2 separate regions of the Homo sapiens genome follow, and region 1 is linked to region 2. The links are chromatin loops, found by intact Hi-C in ENCODE. Cell type or tissue: HCT116. All regions are shown on one strand. Links, peaks and the distances in the headings refer to the core of each region. The heading gives the core; the rest is flanking DNA. Region 1 has its middle 4.2 kb from the start of ID2. Region 2 overlaps LINC00299 (long intergenic non-protein coding RNA 299).

The links. Hi-C counts contacts between places; a loop is a spot of excess contacts. Peaks named below come from ENCODE experiments on the same cell type or tissue, not always from the same donor. Only the 100,000 strongest peaks of a DNase experiment are listed, where the experiment ranks them.
Region 1: a loop joins it to region 2, with 2.4 times the contacts of the local background. A loop is called at or near these places in 6 of 110 quality-filtered maps.

The regions. Positions count from the first base shown.
Region 1 is chr2:8,684,825-8,687,735 of GRCh38, reverse strand. No RefSeq gene overlaps it. Among named protein-coding and RNA genes, the nearest start is that of ID2, 4.2 kb to the right of the region's middle. RefSeq lists silencers at 1,774-1,993, 2,014-2,073 and enhancers at 1,578-2,367, 2,368-2,911. In HCT116, for the core only: a CTCF peak has its summit at 1,793 (motif pointing right); a DNase peak (open chromatin) is centred at 1,775; H3K4me3 peaks cover 1,291 bases; H3K27ac peaks cover 948 bases.
Region 2 is chr2:8,103,342-8,106,252 of GRCh38, reverse strand. All of the region lies in intron 7 of LINC00299 (long intergenic non-protein coding RNA 299), which reads left to right. Among named protein-coding and RNA genes, the nearest start is that of LINC00298, 130 kb to the right of the region's middle. In HCT116, for the core only: no CTCF peak of the experiment used is centred there; no DNase peak of the experiment used is centred there; H3K27me3 peaks cover 2,105 bases.

The DNA of each region.
Region 1 (2,911 bases), core at 233-2,732, 580 kb before region 2:
TCAGGCGGTGCTCCTCATAATGCCTACTTTAGTCAGCAATAAACAAAACACATGTTGTTGAGCTTCTCAACTTATGCTGCCTCTGACTCAAATTATCTTTAATTAAATTAATTAATTAATTAGTTTTCTGAGACAGGGTCTCGCTCTGTCACTCAGGCTGCAGTGCAGTGGCACAATCATGCAGCCTTGACCTCCTGGGCTCAAGAGATCCTCCCACCTCAGCCTCCTGAGTAGCTGGGACTACAGGCGTGCACTACCACACCCAACTAACTTTTGTATTTTTAGTAGAGATGGGGTTTTGCCATGTTGCCCAGGCTGGTCTTGAACTCCAGGGCTCAAGCGATGCACCCACCTTGGCCTCCCAAAGTGCTGGGATTACAGGCGTGAGCCACTGCCCCTGGTCTTCAAAGTATCTTTATGATGAAATAGAAAAACATCCAACACCTTTTCTGGATCAGCATCCAGAAAGACACTCAAAGTCTGAAACCCCTTTTCCGGTAGCAAAATGCATCAAAAATTGGAAGGATGTATGGGGTGTCAAGCTGAAGGGGATTGGGATGGCTCTGCACCTGCCCTGCAGAGAGCCGCACAAATTATTAGCTGTGGATTTTAAAAGCTCTATAAAGCAGCTCCTTATTGACAAGAATATTATTTTCTATTAGAGTCTACATCTTCACCCTCTACTTGAAAGTCCTTTTTATGTTCCTGAAAAAGCGCTGGACTGAGTTCGTCTGCCCACTGCCTGGTTGTGTGCTGTTGGCTACTCAATGCTCACCTCTGAAATAGACAGACTACACGTTAGCCGACCTTCAGGGATGCACTCATGGCTTTGAACGCTAAAATTAAATGTAAACTGACCTGTACATTTATTGCTTGAGGTTAGTATGATCTTGATTCAAAAACCAGTTACAGACAACACAAGAAAGTAAATCACAGTTCCATTTCATTTTCAAAAATAAAATATTGGCTAACAGAATCCACGGTGGATATAAAAAGTAATAATATATGATGTTCACGTAGGAGTTATTTCAGAAATGCATGGCTAGTTCAGTATCAGAAATATCAGTGTAATCCACCAGACAAAAATAATATCAGTAAATGCAGTCAAAAGTATTTTACCAATTGACTCACGAATTATGATTTAAAATTCTCAAAAAAAAAAAAAAAAAAAAACCCCTTCCAACAAGCCTAGCAATTGAAAGGCTCTTCCAAAAATTGAGAAACAGTATCTATTACAACAGAAGCCTACAGTCACATCCTACTAAATGGAAGAAATGTGATCGATTCTCATTAGGATTTGGAATAAGAAAAGGAGGCCGACTCCCACCTCCCACTGCTTTAACTAACACTGGCGTTCTTGGTTAATAGTTATTAAGCAGTTCAGAAAAATTAAAACAAAATTTAACAAAACATCCAGGAAAGAGAAGGGAAAGCATTCTGGCTTTCATGTGACTTCACAATTCATTTATCCCCACAATCCAAGCATAGTCTCTTTGAGACTAGGATCCTGTCTGATCTTTTTAAAAATCTCTGGGACAGCACCTAGCATAGAGGTTGGCAGCAACTACTAATTTGCAAAAGGGGATCCTGTCTATGCTATGCAGTAGCAAAGATTACATGAGATCCACACGTGGAAACGGCTGTACACATGCTGGAGCAGCACTCATTTGGAAAGGCCGCACTCCCTGGCGTTTTCTCCCGGGACCTCCTCCACCCCACGGATTGCTCCTCGGGTTCCCAGTGCCCGGGCCCCAGGCCCACCAGGCCCCGCGCGAGAGCCGCCGTCCTCGTGTCGGCCAGCAGGTGGCGCCCGGGCTCCACGGCCGGAGTCGGGCAGCGCGGCTGGCGCCGCGGGAAGTCGCCTCCGAGAGGGGCTGCTGCGCCTCGGCTGCGGCTCCAGGGGTCCCGGGGCCAACGTCGCCAGCGGTGCCCGGCAGGGGCTCGAAAGGGCCCGGGCCGCCCCACAGTCCCGCCCGCACTGCTTCCGTCCGGGGACGCTCCCCAGGGCCGTCCGAGCGGACTACGCGCGGGTCCCCGTGGCTGGGGGGCGAGCGTGCGGCCGGCGTCTGCGCCTCTCCCGGAGGCGAGGCGGGGGTCGGGTTGGGACCAGAGCGCGCTTCCCTCCCCGCCGCGCAGAGGTCGGCCGGGGCCGCGGCTGGCGACAGGTGGCGGGGACCTGGGGGCCAGGTCCGCGGGTAGCCTGCGACGGGGAAGACGCCCCTACGGCCCTCAGGGCTTCCTCCGGGTATGATGATCAACCACACGACCGCCCCGCGCTGGCCCCGGCAGAGCCCAGTCCCCGGCGCGGGTCCGCAGGGCGATCCGGGCGGCCGCGGCTCCACGGCCCCCGCCCTCCTCCAGCGCCAGCGCCCGCGGGGAGCGATCGGGGGTCAGGGCGGGGAGACGCGCGGACTCCTCGGTGGCGCCGCCCGAACACCTGTTCCGCCCCAGGTGAGCTGCTGCCCCGCCCGGATCCCTTCCTCCCCCGGTTCGCGTCCACCTGGGACCCGCCTTCCAGAGCCTCCCAGCCCACCTCGCGCCCCGGGACTGAAAACGCAGACCAGTCTTGAGCACGTGGCCACCCGCGGTCTTTGGCTGGGAAAGGCTTCTGCCCGCTGCCTCTTCCTTCCAGTCCAGGGCGGCAGTCAAGGCTGAGGGCGATCGAAAAGTCCGGGAAAATGCGCCCGGCCCAGCCCCGTCTCCGGAGGCCCGGAGGTGGGTGGGGTGTGGCGGGGGGGCTACAGGTGTGGACGCAGGCGAAGCCAAGGAGGCCTCAGGAGCCCGGGGCCAGGTGACAGCTTAGTTCCCTGTGCAAACAGTAACCCTCGGGTGTTTCTGCCTTCCCTTAAACCTGAAATCATGTTCTGAATTCTGTACAGCCTCTTTTCTTCTCCTGATTAACTTTCATTTA
Region 2 (2,911 bases), core at 244-2,743:
AGACCTTACTTTTAAGCACCTGATGCCGTTTTGTCGTACCCCACAGACAAGGTGACAGTATATTCTGGTCTGCCCAGGATGTCCAGGTTCATTTTTATGATCCCACTGAAATTATCATAGCACCGCCTGTCACTCTCAAAAATGTCCTGGCTTAAGACAATAAGTTATATAGTCCCTCAATGTATTTTCCTACCAGCTTGTGTTTCCTTTTAAGCCCTGAGTTGGAGCTTGAAGCTAAAAGATCATCTTGTCAACCCACAAATCTTACATCTCTTCAAAACACAAATCTTCCAGATGAGGGATCAAGAAATATTATCCAGTGGCTCTATGCAGTTCAAAGGGTAGAAGAAAGAAGACCAGCCAAGGCTTTTGGATTGGCAATCTCCAGGTGGCATCTGGTTTTTCTGCCCCCCGAAGGTTGAACAGCATTGGAATGTAGGTGCCAGGGTGCATGACAGATGATATGTATCAAGGTGTGCTGAAATATGATAGTTTTGGTTCTGGGGAAGTGCTGATTCCTGTTCTGTTTATTTTAGAAATTTTAAATCAGATGAAAAAAAGCAATCCTCATGGGGGAGAGAAAGAGAGGGAAAAGGAGGAAGGAAAAAGAAGAGAATAGGAGGAAAGGATGGAAGGAGAAATGAAGATTTTGGGCAGATGTAGCCAGTGACATATTGCCAAGGAGTGAAAACTATTGCCAAGGAGCGATTCTTATTTGGACATTGCTTTAAATAATTGCAGATCCTAAGAAAGACACTACAGTGGACCATGTCTGAGATATCAAAGTATCAACAAGGGTGAGCACTCTGAGAGCAAAGTTTTGCGAAACTGTGACACGTCAGTGTGAATTAAGAAGTTCCCACAGGCAGGTGAGCCAACCAAATGCTCTCCTAGTAGAGGTAGCATGATTACACACAGATCACATTTCTTTATCAGCAGAGATTTATCAAGAAGTTCAACATTTGCATTTGCACAATATTTCTATCTTGAAAAATGGACAATTCCACACCTTCCCAAAACAAATAGAACACAATTTATGTATTAATTCATGTGATTCTGGATTTCACACCGTGGCAGTTAAACACTTTTTTTTTAAAGTTTATGGGCAGTTTTATTTTGTTTGTTATGTCTTGTTTCTGTGGGCATGGAAGTTTTACTTTATGCTTTTTGTCTATGCTTTTTCTGACCTCTATAAACCATCTCTCAGAAAAGCAGCCATGTGCTCTAAGAAAAATGAATCTCAACATCACGGTTATGTCATTGGAACAGGGGTCTATGTCTGCCTCAAAGTTTGCTCACAGAGGAACACACCTCTCCAGCTAGTGATTAGCCAAACTGATCGGACCTTTTCTGTTTGGGACAATTGCAGCAGAGAAGCGGATTCTGAGCAATGGGGTGGGATGGATCTTAGCAGGGCAACCGAGGGCAAAAGAGGAGGAGAAGAGAGGTAGAGGGAAAATATCTGAGGTCCGCTGGACCCATCTCTGCTTCTCCAGACACAAAAGAGCCAGGCAGAGCATTTCACTTCTGGATATAAATGAAGACAAGACAAATGAGAAGAAGCAAAGGCTATTTATCCTGAGCTTGCTCTTTGCAAGGGAGTCAACCACCATCCCTTTCATTTTGGCAGAGAATCCAAGTCAGGCAGAGGAGCAGAAAAGCTTCCTGGTGGAATAGGGAGGCTTCAGGTGGCCCTGATTGGAGGCTGTTGGCGGGAAGAAGCCAGAGGTGGCCCACTAGAGGCAGGGTCTCCTATGGGACTGGTCTGGGGCACGTAATTGGCTTTCTCTGGTTGGTCTTAAGTTGGAAGAAGGCAAAAAAATTAGGAAAGCTGTCAGTTCTTTAATCAAGTCTTGGCTATTTGGGGCCAGTTGTTACAGAAGTTATTGTTTAGATCCCTGGATTCTTCCTAGAAATAGCTATCTGGCTTCCTGCAAGTCTGACTTCCAACAGGTTGGCTTCCTGGGCTATTTACTGTAGAGAAGGGGCTGGTTTATTGGTCTGGCCACTGCAGGTTGTAGTCGGAATTCTATTTTCGTATACGCTTTGGCCGTTGCCTGTTTGTGTTTTCAGTCTCACCCCACTCTTCTGCAGTGGCCTTTCTTGCCTATAAAGAGTCACTCCCTTTGCTTGCTGGAAATTGCCCATTGGGAAAGTTTGTTTGCCTTTTTGTTCTTCCTGAAGCCTACATTGCTTGCAAATGTGCTTCTGAATAACTTGACAGCATTTCTTCTCTTCTGGAGTCAGTTGGCTGGATGGCCTTATGGGGAGCAGGTGTTTTGCATCAGGATGTACTTCTTAGGATGTAGGAAAATAGCAAAAAATGCTTCATAAATATGGAAGCATAATGACTGTTTAATTTGGAAGAATCTCTATTTGCAAGTTTTAGGCCAGTCTCGGAGATACGGGGTAAAAAGTCAAATTATGGAGTCTCTTGTAGCCTTTATCTGTGTTATATAATACAGAATTCACTTCTCCATGCTCCAGTGCTCACAGCAAAGGCAGGGTGAAGTGCATCTTCATGAAATCAGGGAAAATCACATTGTTATTTAAAATGTAAACTGTGCAAGAAATAAATTATTTCTGACCAGGTCCTATTAAAGAATGCAAACGTGATTAATTCCTGGCTTAGAAAAGCACTTATCTCTACCAATTACATACCACTATTACAGTGATTATTTTATAAATGCTAATAAACACTATCTCAAGTTAATATTTGCTCCTGAGGAAAGTTTGCCAAGAGCTTAGAATACATTTACGGAAGATTTTTGCCTGCTAGGTTTGTGTACAAAGCTTGAAACATCAAAATCCTATTAGCCTCATTAATTTAAAAAAAGCAGTGCACAAAGAGTTGTAGCCAGTAAAGCTGAAATCTGATACAGAAATAGAAAAACTTTGGAAATGTTGCATA